Regions from separate parts of the Homo sapiens genome. Here region 1 is linked to region 2. The links are chromatin loops, found by intact Hi-C in ENCODE. Cell type or tissue: OCI-LY7. All regions are shown on one strand. Links, peaks and the distances in the headings refer to the core of each region. The heading gives the core; the rest is flanking DNA. Region 1 overlaps LNPEP (leucyl and cystinyl aminopeptidase). Region 2 overlaps RIOK2 (RIO kinase 2).

The links. Peaks named below come from ENCODE experiments on the same cell type or tissue, not always from the same donor. Only the 100,000 strongest peaks of a DNase experiment are listed, where the experiment ranks them.
Region 1: a loop joins it to region 2, with 3 times the contacts of the local background. A loop is called at or near these places in 58 of 110 quality-filtered maps.

The regions. Positions count from the first base shown.
Region 1 is chr5:96,993,099-97,003,852 of GRCh38, forward strand. It overlaps LNPEP (leucyl and cystinyl aminopeptidase), which reads left to right. Exons shown (of 18, transcript NM_005575.3): 5 at 1-37; 6 at 719-873; 7 at 3,292-3,405; 8 at 4,916-5,047; 9 at 10,317-10,448. Among named protein-coding and RNA genes, the nearest start is that of LNPEP, 62 kb to the left of the region's middle. In OCI-LY7, for the core only: CTCF peaks have their summits at 4,354 (motif pointing right) and 4,553; a DNase peak (open chromatin) is centred at 4,373.
Region 2 is chr5:97,157,392-97,168,145 of GRCh38, forward strand. RIOK2 (RIO kinase 2) reads right to left here. Exons shown (of 10, transcript NM_018343.3): 8 at 10,076-10,600; 9 at 7,660-7,756; 10 at 3,476-5,834. The coding sequence ends at 5,670. Among named protein-coding and RNA genes, the nearest start is that of LIX1, 20 kb to the left of the region's middle. In OCI-LY7, for the core only: CTCF peaks have their summits at 4,757 (motif pointing left), 4,985, 6,058 (motif pointing left) and 6,258; DNase peaks (open chromatin) are centred at 4,770 and 6,070.

The sequences.
Region 1 (10,754 bases), core at 1,331-9,330, 160 kb before region 2:
AACTACTTTGAAATTCAGTACCCACTTAAGAAATTGGGTAAGAATCAAATAGTGTGTCTGATTTTTGTTATAATTAGAACCTAGATTTATTTTGTGAATTTTTTTAGAAAGAGGTTCTGCCCAAGTTGTTTGCAGAGAAAACCAAAAACCATTATTAATGCTTTAAAAATTGTTTGTATTTGTTAAGATTATTTAGATTTCATGAATATATCTGAAGTTGGAGCTTAAAACACTTAAGTTTATAGGGCTGCTAAAAAGGTGCTGTATAAGTGGGAATTTGCTTATGGCTTAGTCTGCAATTTGACTAATTCTAACTTCCAAGAAATACCCTATTTAAATAATAAAAACTGAGTAACGGGAGCTCAGGAAAGCAAGAACATTTCAGTGCTGTTCAACATGGAGCTAGTCCTAGAGAGTAGAGTATTGGCCGTGAACTTTGTCCTTCTTGCTCTGGGAAGCTGATTGATTGTAAAGGAATTAGGCATCTCTTTCTTCACTAAGGGACAGTGGAACAGTGACTCTAAAAGGGTTTGAACAGGTCTTCCTCAGCTGACATGTGGGTAGAGAGCATACAGAGCTAGAATAAGGAAGATTCCATTTATTGTGAGTATAAAAAGAATTCATTGCTTTCACAGTGATAAACCATTGAATAAAATACTTTGAGTAGAAAATGCCTAAGATGAGGGAAAGTTGATCACTTATTTCCTGTTATGTCCAGATTTGGTGGCTATTCCTGACTTTGAAGCAGGAGCAATGGAAAATTGGGGTTTGCTCACCTTCCGAGAGGAGACACTTCTGTATGACAGTAACACTTCTTCAATGGCGGATAGAAAGCTGGTGACTAAAATCATTGCTCATGAGCTGGCCCACCAGGTATTAGCAACCAAGGCTGTTCTGTGTCACACCTGTGGTCTACTTCATGTCCTGGAGTTATTGTTAGCATTTAGATGCTAATAATTCTTTTTTTTTTTAAGCATTGCCTTCTTTTATAATAGAAAGATGCTTTTTAAACACAAACTTCATTTTCAAATGAAAATGCTATCAGATGTTTGACTTTACAGGTTAAAGCATTTTCACATCTGTCTTACTTCGCAACTTCTCTAAGGTGGGTATTAATCACATTTTACATATGTGAAAACTGAGACTCAGTTTAAATAAATGGCTTGCCATAAGTCATACAGCTAATAAGTGGCAGCACTGGGCCATGAAGAGCCACTATCTCTTCAAGATCTCTTTTTCCCCCTCAGTAATACACAGCTGCATCACCTATGACAAATGCCCATTGCCCAGTATAACTTTGTGGGGAAGAATCTCTTTCCCTAAGTTGCACCCTTCTGACAACTCAAACTGTAGCTGTCAGGGCTGGATTTTTTTTTTTTTTTCATCTCCTGCCGGAATGGGGTTCTCTGTTAATTTTGGAGAGGGGGTTTCTGAGAAAATGGCAAAGGGTACTGTTTGTATGACATGGAGAGAAAGAAAGAAAATTATATGGGTACATAACACCCCCATTCTTCCCTAACACCTTGTCTCTATTTTGCCCTAGATGAGGTGCTTAACTAGCATTGGGTATGGTTTGGGTGATGTCATGACAGTGGCAGGATATGAATAGGATGTATTCTGGTCAGCTTATTTTCTACATCAAACACCTTATATGAATCTAGCCTTTGTGAAGACTTCATGACAAGCTGGCATATGAGCACATTCTCATTTGCTTTAAAAATAGGGCATGGGCCAGATGCAGTGGCTCACGCCTGTAATCTCAGCACTTTGAGAGGCGGAGGCAGGCGTATCACAAGGTCAGGAGATCAAGACCATCCTGGCCAACATGGTGAAACCCCGTCTCTACTAAAAATACAAAAATTAGCTGGGCGTGGTGGTGCATGCCTGTAATCCTAGTTACTTGGGAGGCCGAGGCAAAAGAATCACTTGAACCCAGGAGGCAGATGTTGCAGTGAGCCGAGTTTGCACCAGTGCACTCCCGCCTGACAACAGAGTGAAACTCCATCTCAAAAAAAAATAGGTCATATAGATAAGATGTCTTTTGGGGGATCTCCTCTAGGTCTGTTATTTCTGAAGCCACCCATCACCATTTGGGAGTATTTCTCTGTTATTTCCTCTTTAGGACTTAGAAATCATCTTCCTCTGAAACAGGTTTTAAAATAATATCTTAGAAAAATGTTATTGTAATTCTCAAAGGTGTTTTGTTTTATGCAGTAACCTCGTCCTTTCGCTGCTGATTTGAGATAAGCCCAAGACCACACTGACCAAATTACATATTTTACAACTACTTTTCATTTCAAGGATTTTTTTAGATACATTTTTTAAGGAGAATCTCCTATTATTTTTTTCCTTTTTCTTTTCTTTTTACTACCTCATAGAAGAAAATATTTAAAGCTCTTTCTGACTTCATTTGTTTATATATGCCATCTTTTTTTTTTTGTTTTTAAAGAAACAAGATCTCACTCTGTCACCCAGGCTGGAATGCAGTGGCATGATCATAGCTCACTGCAATTTTGAACTCTTAGGCTCAACTGATCCTCCCGCCTCATCCTCCCGAGTAGCTAGGCCAACAGGCATACATCACCATGCCTGGCTTAATTTTTTTGTAGAGACAGAGTCTCTCTATGTTGCCCATGCTGGCTTGAACTCCTGGCCTTAAGCAATCCTCCTGCCTTGCCCTCCTAAAGCACTGGGATTACAGGTGTAAGCCACGATGCCCAGCCTGTATATGTCAACTTAGTCTTAAGGAATGTTGTTTGAATTCTGTTTTGAATCATGCATATACTGTCTTCAATTTGGGCAACTGAGGAGAAACAAAGTATAGGCTTTCTGATTACAGGAAAATCTCTCACATAGAGACTTTTTAGTTGTCATGGGTGGTTGTAGATACAATGGAAAATAATCTTACTAACTTGATATTAGAAGGTAGAAAAATGTCATTATCTTGGAAATCTCACTTTATGAGGTGGCCGAAAAAAGTTTTTATTTCCCTATATTCATGCTATATTGCATGTTTGTTACATTGATAAATATGCTAATAACCTTTCTTGCTTGTTTCCCATTCAGTTAAGGTAAAAGATTAAAAATTATATTTTATTTTTAAAGTAAATTTATACAACTTTTGTAAGTTCTAAATTAATTTGAATATAGTTTGTTTTAACTATAGTATCAGTATATCTTTAAGATATTGTAATCAGGTTATAGATAATTAATATGACACTTCAGCCAATTATTTAAAAAATTCCTGAGGCTGTAAATATCCTGTGGGTTAATTGTTTTCTCTCCCCCCAGTGGTTTGGCAATCTGGTAACAATGAAGTGGTGGAATGACCTATGGCTAAATGAAGGTTTTGCCACTTTCATGGAGTATTTCTCTTTGGAAAAAATATTCAAAGAGCTTTCTAGTGTAAGTACAGGGTTTCTTTGGCCTACTATGAATGCTAGGAGGAAAAATAGTCAAATCACATTTTCATGTATTTTCTGTGCATCTGGAGTAATGAAAATGTTTCTAGGAAGGTATGCCAAACTTGACTTTGGTTATTGATATCTATACCTTTTGAGATTTGACAATGAAAGGGATGCTATTATTTACTGATGTGTTTCATTCAAAACTGAAATTATATAAGATTATTTTATATTTTTGTCATTAAGATGAACATTTTAAATTGTTTTGCAACATTTTCTTTTAAACAGCTATAGTTCTTCTGCTTGCAGGAATTTAAAGTTGCAAAGTCTAATTAAAATTTTTTTATCCTGTGTAAAATTTAAACTTTTTTATCCTGTGTAAAAATTAGATAAAAAATTAAAACATTTTATAGCAATACTGTTTCTCTATTATCACTGTGTACATTCTTGTGATAGTGATATATAGCTTGGTACAAATAAATAATTTGCCCTTTTTAAGGTACAAACCACATTTTATGCCTTTTTCCAAAGACAAGGAATACCGTTTCAGTACAGAGAAGTATAATAGTGGTGTCACTATGGTATTAGACTCTTGGGAAATATTTCCAGTACTTAGGGATATTCAAACACACTAGGCCATGATATGACAGATATTGTCAAGATAATTCAAACAATAGGTGGGAAAGTGTAAAGATACCTTCCAACCCCCAAATTTTTTGACTTTCTATTAAACTTCCTGATGTTATAATCCAAGATGGCTTTTAAAACAGAAGTACTCTTAAGAGCTTTTGATTTGAAATTTTAGATAGGGCTTGTTGAAAAATTTCAAGTGGTAGGGGAAATTAATTGATGTTAATTAATATCAAGTGGTAGCTAGAATACTAAGAAAGATATTCTAAATCCATGTATACTACTTAATTAAGTAATGAGATACACAGTTTGACCACTTGGTGGTGCCCAGAATGTGTAAAAAGGTCTAATACATGTTCTAGGGGAGCTCATCTGCTGAGCTCTTAAAGAATTATTTCTGTTTAAGAGTTACATTTTATTTAAAACCGACCTCAGGTAAGGGAAATGTATATTTTCTTAGTAGAAATTCTAGACTATATATAAGAAATCAGCGTAAGGACCAGTTTTTGTTCTTTCTCTTTTTAAATTTCAAGTTTCATTTAAAAAAATATATGCTAACCTTTTTAGAATATTCATCTTGGATACTCAGAGTTGGCATTTGTTTACTTTGGTAATAGATTCTTAATTTTCCCATATGCTGTTGTTTAGGAAATGCTAATTTTAATGTGGCCAGGTTATAATTGTATCTTTAAATTTAAGGAATATTCATGAAGTTTACAATCTTCCTACATTTTTGAAAGCTTATATCCTGAAGTTTAGTGACACTGGTCATTTTTTCCTAATGATATTTCACACTAATTAGTCTAATTCACATAAATAATTTACTATACTTTTGCATTTGATACTACTTGTGATATTCTAATCTTTTCATTTTTTGACAGTATGAAGATTTCTTAGATGCTCGATTTAAAACCATGAAGAAAGATTCCTTAAATTCATCTCATCCAATATCATCATCTGTTCAGTCTTCAGAACAAATTGAAGAAATGTTTGATTCTCTTTCCTATTTTAAGGTATTGCTGTGAACAAAAAGGTAGCTGGAGTGGGTTTAAAATTTCGTATAATTTCGTATGTGAGCAAGCTGTGTGATTTAGATTATTTTAAAGATTAAATGTTTTTCAGGTATTAATGGTAAACTATAAAATGTTTGCTTCTGTATAAATCTTGGTCATAACTTTTTTGTGGGTTTTTTTCTTTCTCTGACTCTAACTTAAGTTGTATGACTAGTATTCCAGACAATTAACCAGATCTTATAGCGATGCATCTTTTAAAGTCAGTTTACTCTCCAGATCTACAGGTAGAATATGTTCAGAGAAGGTCCTAAGTAAGCTCTTGGCTGTGTTACTCAGAATTGAGGTATGCTGTCAGGTCAGGACTGCCAAAACAAGTAAGCAAAAAGAGATTTTAAGAATTGAAGATTCGATTTTAGAATCTGAAACACACGCCCTGGGTTTCAAGGTAAAGAAAAAGCAGAATGTTAAACCCCATTCGGATCACCATAGGTCGGAGAATAGAAGAATAGTGATAACGGTGTCATTCACATTTATGTTGTGGGGAGGGATGAATGTTATGGCTGTCAGACAAGATAGAGAAGAAAATACACAAAATGTGTGAGATACAGTCTATGTCATCAAGTAGCTGAAAGTTCAGATGGTTGGTACTTGTGGAGCAATAAGAGAGGTAATATGTGCTGAGTGGGACAGAATTTTTGCCTAGGATAAGGAAGAGAAACTTTTGGGAGGTAAATGGGAATTGAGTTGGCTTAAATAATTAAAATATAGGTAAAGAGGAATGTGAAGTATAGGGTAGGGCAGGAATGGAACAATGAGGTCTGCAAAGAAAATGAAGTACTAATGGGCAAGTGATGTTTTTTCAGAGAGTCAGTGTTTGACCACAGTGGAAGCCACACGTGAAGAGGGAAAAGAAGAGAAAGTTGAGTGGGGCCCAGTTGTAGAAGGCTCTGGATACCATAAGGAATTATTTTTTTCCTATGCAACAGGAAGCTTGAAAAGACTTTTGAACAGAGGAATGACTTGATTAAAGTTACTATTTAGGAAAAGTATTTTGGTTTCAGTTTATAAAGTAGATTTAAGTGGGGAGAAACGTAAAGTCAGGAAATTGCTGCTAAAGTCCAGGCATGAAATGGTAAAAGTTTGAAATGAGGAGTGCTAGTAAGGGTGGAAAGAAAACAATGGGTATAAAAAATACTGGGCAGGGAAAGTACTTAAAGTATTAGTGACAGGGTAAGGCCAGTAAAGAAAGAGGCAGAAATGTTTTTCAGGTTCAAACCTGACTGACAAGAAGAATTATTGTACAGGTACTATTAACAAACAAGAAAATCAGGAGTTCAGTTAGCTATATTAAATCTATTCCAATTAGAGCTACTGGTGTGATTTTTGAAGACCATAGTGGACCTGTCAATAAAGAAAATTTAAAACTTGAGGTTCTGTTATTATACCAAACTTAGAGCAGTTATTTCAGGATTTGAAAACCTGCTTAAAATGCTCTAAGTTCATTATATAATAACAGAACAGAGTCATAACAGAGTTCTGTCTGCCACTGACCCAAACCCTCTAAACCCAGAATTCAGTGTCTTCTGAATATGTAGTTTCCATATCATTGTCAACCCCTGTCAACATGGTAACTACTTGTTTCAGAATTGGGAATTTGGCAAAAATATTCTGTGTAATTAAGAGAAGTGGGATACTAGATAACTTATCAGTATTGTGTGCAAGAAGGTAAGCACCAGCAGGGAAATACGTTTAGCAGACATATTCTGTTTGGTCTTTATAATCATCAAGCCTAATTCTGATGCAGGTTGCCTTGCAAGAATTCATTCATTTAGCAAATCTTACAAATACTAACCATATACCAGCCATTGTTCTAGGTGCTGGGGTTATATCAGGGGACAAGGTGGACTTTGTCTCTTTTGTGAAGTTTCCATTTCAGGGGTCAAAGGTAGAGACTGACTGTATACAAATGAATGAATAAGTAGGTATTGTGTTAAGTAATAAGTGCTAATATGAAAATAAAGCATGATAAGGGAAATGAGAATGACAAAGGAAATGGTGTTTATAATATAATGTGGTTGAGAAGCCCTCCTGTATGGTGACATTTGAACACCATCTAAGGCATGAGGAATGTGGTTTTCTTGGGGAAGAATATTCCAGGTAGAAGAAATAACCAATGTATAGTGCTTGTGTGCAGAAAAGAATTAATATAGGAGGCCTGAGACTGCTATTCTTTGAAAGACCTGCTTGCAAGGTTGGCCCTTGGGTGGCATGTGGGAACTTGGGTTTTGGGAAATTTCCCACTATTGCATAAGAGTGGCTCACTGTGCCTAAACAATGTAGTTTATGCTGAAAATGTGATTTCCTTCTGGGTGTCTGGAGTTTTGGTATGTGCTAGGCAGAAGGTACCTTCGTGACTAGCCCACAGTAAACAGCCTGGGTGCTGAATCTCTGATGATCATCCGTGGTAGATGGCATTTCACACATGCTGTCACAACTTTCTGGAGGAATTAAGTGCATCCTGCATGATTCACTGGGAGAGGACTTGGAAGTTTGTGCCTGGTTTCCTCTGGACTTTGTCCCATGCATCTTTTTTCTTAGCTGATTTTACTTCATATCTTTTCACCGTAATAAATCATAGCAGTGAGTATGACTATATGCTGAGTTCTGTGAATCCTTCTAGTGCATCATCAAACCTGGAACTGGTCTTGGGGACCCCCACATGAGATATGAGATTGAGAGAGATACGAGATTGAGATAAAAGGTTGCTTTGCATGTTCAAGCACCAGCAAGGATCCAGTGTTATCTGAAGTAGAGTAAGCAGAGGAGAAAGTAGTAGATGAAGTTAGAGGGACTGTAAGAGGCCAGATTATTATAGGGTCTGCTAAGCCATAGTAAGGACCTTGATTTTATTCTAAGTGAAACGAAAAGCAATTTGATCAGGAAAGTACCGTGATATGGCTTATTTTGTAAAAGATCACTCTAGTCTTCAACAGTACATGGAGTAAAGAGGACTAGTTAGGAAGTTATTGTAATAGATGGGTGGCGAGATAATGGTAGCCTGGACAAGGGTGGAAGTTGTGAAGGTGATGGAGGTACAACTGGACTTGGAGTGTGTTTTAAAGATTGATCCAGTAGAATTTGTTCATGGATTAGATATGAAATACGAGAGAGGGGTCAGGGTAACTTTAAGATTTTTACCTGAACAACTGGAAAAATGGAGTTGCCATTTGCTGAAATGGAGAAGACTGCTTTAGAAGTAGGTTTAGGGAAAGAAGGGGGAAGAAACTTCCATTTCTAAGTGACTATGAGATATGGATTAGATATCCAAATGGAGATACCACACAGGCAGTTGGATATGGGTCTGAAATTCAAGGGGGAAGAAGTCTGATTAGATATATAAATCAGGGGATCATTTGGAAACCTTGGAGTTGGGAGATCAACTAGGAAGGAAATTTAGATAGAGAAAAGGGGTCCAAAGATCAGATGCAAGGACACACTTTCTTCATTGGAAGATGAGGAGGATTCAGTAGACGAGACCGAGAAGGATGGCCAGTGAATAGGGAGAGAATCAAGAGTAGTGTCTTGCAGCTCTCAAGGAGGAGCAGGTGATCAGTTATATCAAATGCTATCAATAGGTTGATAAGATGAGCCTGAGAATTCACATTTGTATGGCACCAGGAAGTTTACCAGTGACCTTGATAAAAATACTTCCGGCCGGGCATGGTAGCTCACGCCTGTAATCCCAGCACTTTGGGAGGCCAAGGTGGGTGGATCACCTGAGGTCAGCAGTTCAAGAACAGTCTGTCCAACATGGTGAAACCCCGTCTCTACTAAAAATACAAAAATTAGCTGGGCGTGGTGGTGGTGCCTGTAATCCCAGCTACTCAGGAGGCTGAAGCAGGAGAATCGCTTGAACCCAGGAGGCGGAGGTTGTAGTGAGTGGAGGTCGCACCACTGCACTCCAGCCTGGGTGACAAGAGTGAGACTTCATCTCAAAATAAATAAATAAATAAATAAATACTTACAGTAGAGTGATGATTAGAAGATGGCTCAAGAGAAAATGGAAAGAGAGCAAATGGAGATGGCAAATTGAGGACAACTCTTTTGAGGAGTTTTACTACAATGGGGGAACAAAAAAACAGCACGGTAACGAGTTGGTAACGAGGAGGGTGAAGTTAGGGAAAGGTAGAGAGTCTTTTATTTGTTTAAAATTAGGAATGTTACATCGTTTTTGTTTTGTTAATGGGCATGTTACAGTATGAAGGGAAAAGTTGGTGATGCAGAAGAGAAAGGACTGTTGGGGACAACAGTGAGTACTTAAATTTATAGAACAAGTAATAGCTATGAAGTGTGATACAGAAATGAGAGTAATAGGTAATAATTTAGTTATGTGTACAATAATCTTGACATTACTACATTTTTATCAAAAGTGAAATTCATTCAAAAACTACTAGAGTGCCTACTATGTAGTGGGCATTGTTTTTGTCATTGGAGTTGAGTTTTCACTTTTTCCTCTCAGCTTACTGCATAGATGAGGAAATAAATGTGTAACAGATACAGGATGCCATATAAATTGTATTGAAGATGGAGAAATGTGATTTCTATTTCAAACCGGGAAGGTCTTCACAGAGGAGGTGGTGCTTATTTCAGGATTGCGAATGATGACAAGCACATCAATGGATATAGTGTGGCCTTAATATTATGCTCCCTGCCCTATACATTTGTTAGTTCCAAGCATTTGAAGTGACTCTGCAGGAAGAAGAGAGATTCTGGTTACTTCACAACACAATATACTAAAATAAGAAATTAATGACCTACCTAGCAGGGAGACTTTTGAGAGCCTTGTCAATTTATTGTGTCTCCAGCACACAATAAATTCAATGGGTGATTTAAGCACTGGGGATGGAGGTGTAGGTGCCACAGAAAATTTGGCATGTTTTTCTATTAAAATGTTTTTATAAATACTTAGCTTTTCAACACTAACATTGAAACAGTGAGTATACCAATAGACCACACAGAATGACTCATGGTTAGAATAGTGCACATGGGAATCTACTCATTAATTCTTTTTCAAATCCTTTAAAATAATTTTAAGACAGTTGAACACAGTCCACATCTATATGAGACTAAGTAGCAGTATATTATAACTAAGTTCTACATATGAAAGTAAATTTTTAGAATGACTGTAGTTTGAATTTTAGATTCCCAATTCGATAATCTATAGTATTCTATTATTTTCTTTCTTTTTCCTCACTTTTTTTTTTAATAGGGATCTTCTCTCTTGTTGATGTTGAAAACTTACCTTAGTGAAGATGTGTTTCAACATGCTGTTGTCCTTTACCTGCATAATCACAGCTATGCATCTATTCAAAGTGATGATCTGTGGGATAGTTTTAATGAGGTAAGTGACCTGGGTAATTTATTTAGCTCTTACTGTAAAAAGAGAGGAGTTCGTCTATTTATACTTTTTAGCATGTGTGTAAGTTAATCTGTGGTACAAAGCATAGTTATTTAAGAAAGGGGGGGATGGAGCTTGCTATATAAATATTTATGAATGGAGCACTAAATTTTATGTCAAGAAATGGGAGTGCTGTTCTTAGTTGTTGGAAAAGACGTGTGTGGGCTTGGGTAGCCAGTTGTTTTTTTTTTTCCTGTACCTTAACTTCTATTCCTATTTTGTAGGAAAGTTGTCTTCTCCGTATTAATG
Region 2 (10,754 bases), core at 1,574-9,573:
ATTCTAGGATAAAAGTTTTTTTTTTTTCTTCAGCGCTTTAAATATGTTATGCCACTCTCTCCTGGCCTGTAAGGTATCCACAGAGAAGTCTGCTGCCAGATGTATTAGGGCTGCATTTTAAATTATTTGTTTCTCTTGCTGCTTTTAGGATTCTCTTTATCCTTGACCTTTGAGAGTCTGATTATTAAATGTCGTGAGGTAATCTTATTTGGGTTAAATCTGCTTGGTGTTCTATAATTTTCTTGTACTTGAATATTGACATCTTTCTTTAGGTATGGAAAGTTCTCTGTTATTATCCCTTTGAATAAACTTTCTACCCCATCTCCCTCTCTATTTCCTCTTTAAGGCCAATAACTCTAAGATTTGCTCCTTTGAAGCTATTATCTAGATCTTGTAGGCTTGTTTCATTCTTTTTTATTCCTTTTTCTTTTGTCTTCTCTGACTGTGTATTTTCAAATAGCCTGTTTTCAAGCTCACTAATTCTTTCTTCTGTCTGATCATTTCTGCTGTTAAAGAACTCTGATGCATTCTTTAGTATGTCAGTTACATTTTTCAGCTCCAGCATTTCTGCTTGATTATTTTTAAATATTTCCGTCTCTGTGTTAAATTCATCTGATAGGATTCTGAATTCCTTCTATTTTCTTGAATTTTGCTGATTTTCCTCAAAACAGCTGTTTTGAATTCTCTGTCCGAAAGGTCACATATCTCTATCCCTCCAGTATTGGTCCTTGGTGGCTTATTCTGTTTGTTTGGTGGAGTCTCGTTTTCCTGAATGGTTTTGAAGCTTGTGGATGTTCATTGATGTCTAGGTATGAGATTTAGGTATTTACTATAATCTTCACTGTCTGGGCTTGTTTGTACCTGTGCTTCTTGTGAAGGCTTTCCAGGTATTTGAAGGGACTTAGTTGTCATAATTTAACTTTTTGGTCACTGTAGCTGTATCTGCATTAGGGGGTACCCCAAGCCCAGTAATGCTATGGCTCTTGCAGATTCATAAAGGTACCACCTTGGTGGTCTTGTATAAGATCCAGAAGAATTCTCTAGATTACCAGGCAAGACTTACTCTCTTCCCTTATTTTCTCCCAAATAAATGGAGTCTCTTTCTTTGTGCTGAGCTGCCTGGAACTGGGGGAAGGGTGACACAAGCACTTCTGTGGCCACCACCACCGCTGGGACAGTGCTATGTCAGATCTGAAGCTAACACAGCACTGGGTCTTGCCCAAGGCCTGCAGTAACCACTGCTTGGCTACTGCCTACGTTCACTCAAGGCCCTAGGACCCTACAATCAGTTGCCTTCCATTCAGGGTAGCAGAATTCCTTTTGGCCCCAGGCAGGCCCACAGATACCATCTGGGAACCAGGGCCTGGAGTTGGAAACCTTAGTAATCTACCTGGTGCTCTATTCTACTGTGGCTGAGCTGGCACCCAAGCCACAGACAAAGCTCTTCCAACTCTTCCCTCCCTTTTCCACAAGCAAAGGAGTCTCTCTCCATGGTCACCACCACCCGAGGCCCATGGTGAGTACCACCTGGCTACTACCAGTGTTCACTCAAGGCCCAAGTGTTCTTCAGTCAGCTTGTGTTGAGTGCTGGCAGTCCTGGGACTCTTCCTTCAGGGCAGTGGGATCCCCTCTGGCCCAGAAAAGGTCCATAAATGCTGTCCAAGAGCCAAGGCCTGGAATCAGGGACCTCAAAAGCCCGCTTGGTCCTCTACTCCACTGTGGCCAAGCTGGTACTTACAGTGCAAGGCAAAGTCCCCTTTATTCTTCCCTCTCCTTTTTTTTTTTTTTTTTTTTTCAAGCAAGAGTCTCTGTCTGTAGGCACCACAGCTGGGAATATGCAGGGTCACACCTGAAGCCAGCACATCTCTGAGTTGCACCCAAGGCCTATGGTGAGTACTGCCTGGCTATCACTGCTCACTACTCAGGGCCCAAAAGCTCTTTAGTCAGCAGGTGATGAATCCTGCCTGGACTGGGTCCTTCCTTTTAAGGCAGTGGGTTCCCTTCTGGCTCAGGGTGTGTCTAGAAATGTTGTCCAGGAGGTAGGGCCTGAAGTGGGGGCCTCAAGACTCTGCCTGTTGCCCTGTGCACTATGGTTGAGCTGGTATCCAAGCTGCCAGACAAAGGCCTCTCTACTTTCCTCTCCTCTCCTCAAAAGGAAGTAGTCTGTCCTGGAGCTGCAAGCTGTGCTGTGTGGAACTGGGTGAGGTGGCTGAAGTACTCCTTTGGCCAGCCTGGTTGGTTTCTCACTAAGTCATGTGTCTTCCAAGTCCACTGATTCCACGCCCAGCCCAACTTGTTGTCCAGAAATTGCAGTCCTTGTGGCCTAGACTGCCTTTCAAGCTTATTTAGGACCCAGAGCACTTCGGCCTGTGGTGGCAAGTCTTGCCAAAATTCAGGTGTTGACCACTGAGACAGGCAATTCCCCTCTGGCTGGGGCTGGTCTAAATGCTCCCTCCATGGGCACTGAGTTCTGTCTGGTGTTGCTTTCTGCTGTGACAGGGCAGCACTGAGTTTTAATGCAAAGTCCCACAGTCACTGCACTCTTCATCCCCCAAGTGCACATTCTCTTGCCACACCATGTGGCCGCTGCCAAGGGATGGGGGAGTGGTGGCATCAGCAATTCAAGACTGTTTTTCCTACCCTCTTCAGTGCCTCTTTCAGTGGTAAGTTAAAACTAGGTACTGTGATCTCTCATCTGATTTTTGGTTCTTATGAAAGTGCTTTTTTATACGGATTGTTGTTCAATTTGGTGTTTTTGTGGGGAGAATGATTGGTGGAGGTTTCTATTTGGTCATCTTGTTCGGCCTCTACTGCAAAATGTTAATATTTTTAATGTCATTATTTACAATATTAAGGTAAAAGAAAAACTTGCAGTCTTTAAAATCTAACAACATAGGTTTTGTGAATGACACAGTTCTCTATAAAAGTATTGTAGCTTTGGAGTTATCCCCATACTCCTGGTTATTACACAACTGTGTAACCCATGGCTTTTCTGAACTTTAATCTCCAGCCTCCTTACACAGGTGCATAAGATGGCTCCAGTACTTCATAAACTAAAGCAAGGGCGAATTAAGATATGGCCTGATGCTCTCTAGGGAGATGTTCTAAGGAGGGATAAAGAAGACTGGGCATGGCGAACTGTAGCCCACCCAGAGTGCTGAATCTGTGACAGTGAAATAAACCTACACTTCAGAAAGTGCTCTGAGAACCTAACATAACTCATCCCTCTATCCTTTGTAAGTAGCAACCTGGAAGGCAGCATCAGGCAGAGTTTTTTAATTAGACAGCTATGTATTTTGTCAGAAAATTTACTAAGCAGTTGGCTAAAAGAATGATTATCTCGAGCTGCACTAACTCTGATTAGTATCCATTAAACATCTATGGTTTTGGAGAAACCTCAAAGATAGCCAGCTATGTGCCAAAGAACAGACCAATGGCTATCAATACCACAAAGTTAGCACAAATATAAACCGCATAGTTTGTAGGAAAAGTTTATTTAATGGGGAGACTAAGACGATGCAAGATGGTTACTAGAAAAACATCTTTCAGTCTGGATAAATACACAACAAAGGATCATAGCTGAAATACCAGTGACCATCACAATAGGAAAGGTGGTCAGCTTGTGGAATTTTCCTTTTGGTAACCTTAAGAAGTCATTTTAGCAGTACTAACCATACAGTATATGTCAGGCACTGTAATAAACTCTTTACAAGTGGTACTTCATTTAGTCTTCACGACACTGAGGTATACTATTAAATGTCCCCATTTTACAAGTAAAAAAATTGAGGTTAGAGAGGCCACAGAAGGTACCTGAGGTTTGGGAAGTGTAGAACCAGGATTTAAATCTGGAACTCCTAGGCAAAAAAAAGTGTTTTAACAATCACAATATACAGCTTTACATTAGTAAAATTTTGAATTTGTTTTTGTTCATTGTTCACTATGCATGTTTTAAAATGTGAGGGTTATAGCTTATCTGTTAGGACAAACTCTCTAACTTCTAATTGATGGCTAGCCAAACATATCTTCAAAAAATAACTATTATAATTATACCTTAGTTTTCAACAACCAAAACAACATATCCAAAAAAAACTAAATTCCTTAACAGATCATTTATTAGTAAATCTTCAATAACTAGCACTAATCTTTGCCCAAATGAGGTAAGGCCTCCATTTCTGATTGGAATAATTAATTCCTTGGCCCACAAGAAATCTTAGGCTATTAAAGGTAAAAATCATGTTTGTCTTGAGTTTCTTAATAGTAATGGGCTTTTTATGTAGTAGATACTCAAAAGTCAACTGAGTCAACTAGGTAAAGCTGAGCAGGATAAGGCTTTATTCCCAATTTGCTTTCATAGCTCTGAATATAAGAAAATGACTCCAAAATAAACATTCTGTGGTTCTATTAAGCTGTTTTCAACTTTACATTATAAAAATGCTTAAAAGTTGAGAGATTATACAAAATGAATACCTGAATTCAAAGATATATCTAAAATGCAAAGCAAGGGTATTTAAATATTTGAATGTCAGGTAACTTTTGAGGGAAGAGGAATTGGCATTTTCTAGCTTCTATATATTTAAGCCAATTTATTAGATAATTACAGGTCTTGCAAATAGCTAGTAGAGTTAATTTGGCAAAGGTGAAAGGGAATCTGCTGTCTTTATCAATCTTGGAAAAGTCTGTACTATATTCCCTCTGGTAGAACATAATTAGGGATGCAAGTAATCCTGTTTGGTGACTATGGGGTGATATTGCCATCTAGTGGCCATTTTTCGCTGCAAGTGATCCCCTTTTCCGACTTATGCGGCAATGAAGAGACAATAATCAGGTGCATACACTTAAGCACTCATCTTTACATCTCACTGAATTATAAAGTCCTTGAGGAAGGGACCATGGCTATGTATTTTCTTTCCTGCATTAGGTATTTGTTAACCTTGAGGTGAGAACATGTTCCGGACCCACTTATATAATAAGCATATGAGAAAGAACATTTCATTCCTCATTCTACTCCACCTTCCCCAACCCCTAACTCTTCTGCTACTCAGGCCTGCTTACAAGCTGCCAACTGTAAAAATTGTGGTAGACTATCTCAAGTAAGTTTCCATTCTCATGACCACATTACCAATGTAAGTGGCACAAAACAGATTATTAATCAATTAATTAAGCAAATTGTGCATCACTGGCTTATCTTTACTTCCAAAGGCTTATCTTTACTTCTAAAGAAAAATAAGACAGTGAAGTCCTCCAGTTGCCAAATAAAATGCAACCAAATTGTCAGCAGAATTTCAGAATCATTATGATTCTAATAGCCATGTTTTATTGAATGCTTAAGAATGTGCTAAACATTGTTCTAATTGCTTTATGTGCATTGTAGCATATCATCCTCAACAAACAGAAAACAACAAAAATGTTATTTAGATTTTTAAAAATATGCAAATGTCTCTAATAAAGTTACGTAACTGTAGTTACCCAAATTACTTTGAAAAAAATGGACTGCTTTGGCAGGTAATTATTCTTTGCAAGACACATACTGAATGACCAAATTTATAGATGAAAGAGGGTTTATTTATTAATATATGATAGCCTTGGCTCAAAAAAGACAAATGAGGGCTCAAAAAGGAATTACAGTAACTTTAAAAAATATATTAAACATATCCAAGATCCTAAATATATTATTCTCCCCAAAAGCTGGCTGCTTCCAAACTTGATTTGATATTTTGCATGTTTTCCCTACGTTGCTTGGTAAATATATTTGCTTCTCCTTTCTGCAATCGACGTCTGACAGCTGATTTTTGCTGTTTTGTCAACTGACGTTTCACCTTCTGTTTCACCAGTTCCTGGAAAGATTTCATAAATTAGTATTACTGATAATGAACCATTTCAAAAAGTACACTGCTAATATCTGTTCTATTTATATATTGACACCATGAATTTTAAGATTCCAAACACTGACAGTACTATATAGAAACTGTTATATAGGAGAAATTAAATTCCAAACAGAAATACAGATTATATAGCAAAAAATATAGTGTATAGGCAGAATTTTTAAAAAATTACCATAGTGCCACCTAGTGTCCATCATGAAAACTGATGGAAAAAACAAGATGAAACTGCTTGTTCCTCTGCTTTTTAGGTTAAAAGTAGGCTTTTAGAGTAGATTTTGTATAGAAAATTATTTTTGAAAGCATTCAGTATTGCTGAATATATCCAAGAATGCCTTCACAGTTTCAGCTGTAGAATTGACCTGATGGTAGCAATCACCCATGGAAAAGTCTTCATATGTCTTTTGATCATAAATTCAAGTTACTTATCAGTTAAGATACACTGTGCAAGTCACATGACTTACAAGATGAATAAGAAATGTGAAATACTCAGTTCACAATGACCTTTTCTTTCTCTGAAGCACTACAGTCTGTTATTTAATAACTGTATATAACCTTGTATCATTCAACTTTTCTCCTAAAAAAGAAGATAGCTGCAAAACTCTGCAAAGCCAGGAACAAGGGTCTTCTTTTTTTTTTTGAGACAGGGTCTTGCTGTGTTGCCCAGGTTGGAGTGCAGTGGCAGGAACACAGTTCACGGTGGCTGCAACCTCCTGGGCTTGAGTGATCTTTCTGCCTCAGTCTCCTGAGTAGCTGGGAATACAGGTGTATACCACTACACCTGGCTAACTTTTAAATTTTTTGTAGACAGGGGTCTTGCTATGTTGCCCAGGCTGGCCTGAAACTCTTGGGCTCAAGCGATCCTTCCACCTTGGCCCCCAAAGTGCTGGGATCACAGGTCTGAGCCACTATGCCCGGCCAAATTTGTACTTATATCCAAGTACAAATGGCTGGGCGCAGTGGCTCACGCCTGAAATCCCAGCACTTTGGGAGGCTGAGGTGGGTGGATCACCTGAGGTCAGGAGTTCGAGACCAGCCTGGCCAACATGGTGAAACCTTGTCTCTACTAAAAATACAAAAATTAGCCAGCCATGGTGGTAGGCGCCTGTAATCCAAGCTACTCGGGAAGCTGAGGCAGGAGAATTGCTTGAACCCAGGAGGCGGAGGTTGCAGTGGGCTGAGATCATGCCACTGCACTCTAGCCTGGATGACCTCCGGCCTGGATGACAAGAGCAAAACTCCATCTCAAAAAAAAAACAAAAACAAAAACAAACAACAACAACAAAATTTTATACCATTAACATGTACGTCCAAGTGTCTGAGGCTTACACACCTTATAATCCTCACAGTGACCAAGCTCATTAATCTTCAGCTCATATGAAGAATGACTCATCCACCTCAAACCTGATCAATTTATCAAGTGACCTACATTAATTTTTTGAAACTCATCAGTTTGTATTCTAAGAAAAAATTACTTGAAATTTAGTCAACAGGCTGCCTAAAATCAGGACAATTGAAAAAGAAGGTGTTTTGAGTTTTACCAACAAAAAGTCATTTGGCCTTCATTTTACACATAATGGTGGCAGGACACAACTCTACCACATCCTTTGAGCAACATTCATTTATTAAAATCAAAGAAAGTACTGGTTTCAAGACAAGTCAAAAAGCAATCAACAGAAGTCTGTACCTGAAAGGCATACATTATTGTTTAATGAGACAAGGCAATCAGATCACAGTAGTGATGTAATAAACATTCAGTACATGTTGAATGACTACTTACTGGAGGAATTGTTGAACAGCTTACAGCACTGCCTGAAGAAGTGATACTCAGAGTTCTTGTTCTATACTGATTCATAGCTCCCACATTTTCTTCATCTCTAAAATTAAAAAACCCACAATTTATCTAGTTAATTTGTATAATGTAATGAATCCCATTTGATTAATTTATATTATTTTTTGCATGCAGCAAAACTGAAGACATAAAATACTTCAGAAAGATCATTATATTTTAAAATTTCTGTGAAGATAAAACTACCTACTGTTAAGTTCTATACATTAACAATTTTCATTTTCCAGCATTTTGTTAGTCACTATCAAAATTTAAAAACAGTAGAATGCTTAAGCCATTGAAATTTATCACCTCCCCACAATTCATCTTCCCTTTTCTAATAATCCTCTCCTCTTCTTTCACTGAACTATATAAATCTGTCTCTCCCTATCTAAATTTTTGAGACTCTTTCCACCTTCACAAACAGAAGATATAATGGAAACAGACAGTACTCATTATAGTCAGCTCCACTAGGGTAGGAAAATCTGCAACCTAGAGACTAATGTTTTTCACATGGCTCAAAGTTTCAATATATGCAATGTATAAAAACTCGGACGATATTAACTCCTAACAGTTAATATTTTTCAGCAACATCTGCTGTTCTGCTTTTACTTTGAATGGAAGTTTTGCCCAGCATGTATCCAGAGTGGGAACAAAATTATTGTTCCCATTCTGAGTTTAAAAGACCATTTAATCCTATATAGATTTTCTTCTATCACTGTGATGGTTAATTTTATATGTTAACTTGACTGGGCCTCAGGGTGCCATATATTTGGTTAAACATTAACTTGGGTGTGTCTTTGAGGGCGTTTCTGAATCAATAAACTGAGTATAGCAGATTGCCCTCCCCAGTGTGGGTGGACCTCATCCAATCCATTGAAGGCCTGATGAGAACAAAAAGGCAAAGTAAGAGAGAACTGTCTTTGAACTGGGACATGGGTCCTCTCCTTTCTTTGGATGTGGACTGGAACTTATGCTATTGTCTCTTCTGGTTCTTAGCTCTTTGGATTTGGACTGGAACTGTACCATGGGCTCTCCTTGGTCTCTAGCTTGTTGACTACAGATCCTGGGACTTCTCAGCCTCCATAACCCCATGGGCTAATTCCTTAAAATAAATCTCCTATTTATTCTGTTTCTTTGAAGAATCCAGTCTAATACAATCACTTACTCAAAATCCTGAGCCTCTGTCACCCCTCTTTTCCTTTTAAGCTTCTGATTTAATTTTCCAAGTTTATTATTTAAATGGCAGTAGCCCTGTGACACAGATACACAGCTATATGAAAAAGGAACAAAATTCTCATGTTTTGCTTCAGGAATAAAACTTTAAAGATAAAGGTAGGCTTAAGATATAAGCCCAAACATGTACTGAAAAATGTTTAATAAATGTATTGCTGAACTAATTTTAATTGTCATATTACTATTTTGAAATAAATAAAACCAATATTTCATTTAACTACAATTTGATTCTGAATAAGCAATCCCAAATCCAAAAATTAAGTTTTAGAACTTTTCCTAATCTAAGCTGAGCCTGATTAATATTTACAAAAAAAAATTATTAAAAGAAAACATAATATCATTAGATAATTTTAACTACACATGAACAAAGGATAGAAGGCTCAAGGTACTAGAGAAAATTCACTGCAGATGTTTCATATAGAAAGTACATTTATTGCATGTTTTAATATTTACATGCCTTTACATAACTCAAACACACATCAGATGTGTAATTAGGAAAATATATGAGGAATAACTCATCCATCTAAAACCTGATCAATGTATCCAGAGACCTGCAATAATTTTAAAATCATCAGTTTGTATATATATATATATTTTTGAGACGGAGTTTTTTGCTCGTCACCCAGGCTGGAGTGCAGTGGTACGATCTTTGGCTTACTGCAACCTCTGCCTCCCAGGTTCAAGTGATTCTCCTGCCTCAGTCTCCCAAGTAGCTGGGATTACAAGCACAGGCCACCATGCCCGGTTAATTTTTATATTTTTAGTAGAGACAGGGTTTTGCCATGTTGGCCTGGCTGGTCTCAAACTCCTGACCTCAGGTGATTTGCCTGCCTTGGCCTCCCAGAAGTGCTGAGATTACAGGCATGAGCGAGCCACTGTGCCCAGCCATCAGTTTGTATTTTAAGGCAGAATTACTTGAAATTTAGTCAATAGGCTGCCTAGAATCAGGTCAATTGAAAAGGAAGCTATTTTGAGTTTTTAACAACAAAAAATTATTTGGCTTTCATTTTATACATCAAGGTGGCAGAATACAATTTTGTCACATCATTTGAAAAAAACATTCTTTTACTAGAATCTAACAAAGTATCAGTCTCAAGACTAAAGTTAAAAAGCAATCGACAGAAGTCTATACCTGAAAGGCCTGAATTCTCTATTTAATGACGACAAGGCAATTAGATGAGGGCATTCATCTTCATACTCGTCAGAGCCAGCAGGGACTCCTCCTTGAACTCTCTGACCATCTTGCCTGTTGTAATTTTCAGTTCTGTTTTTCTCCTCAGAAAATTCAGTTACAGAGTTGTTTTCAACAACCTGCCCTTTTATTTCTTCTAAAGCTTGATTGAATTCAGTCATTTCAAAACTCCGTGCATCAGCACTCTCTTCTGATAAACTGTCTTCCTTTATTTGTTCAGGGTCTCCAGATGATCTGCAATAGCAGCCCTCTGATTCTTCTAGACAGTTCCGTTCACTTTCATTTTCTGACCCGTAAACCTCTGCTTTTTCTGCCACTTCTCCATCTGAAAATGAGAATTCAGATCCCTCTTTTGTTTCAATATTTTTATCATCTGGACCTAATGGATGAAGCAGTTCATCATCTGCCTGCATTTCCTTTGTGTAGCCACTGGCAGAAACCTCCACATCAAGAGTGTCTTCTCTCCTAGAAAAAAAAGGCGTCAAGCATAGAAAGAGAGAAAAAATGTTTATCTAAGAGGAGCAAATATCTACTACTCTGATAAATTATGATTCAAGTGAGTTTAATAGCTTATATGTTAAAAATAAATTTTCCTTCCCTAAAATGTAATATTTAAATG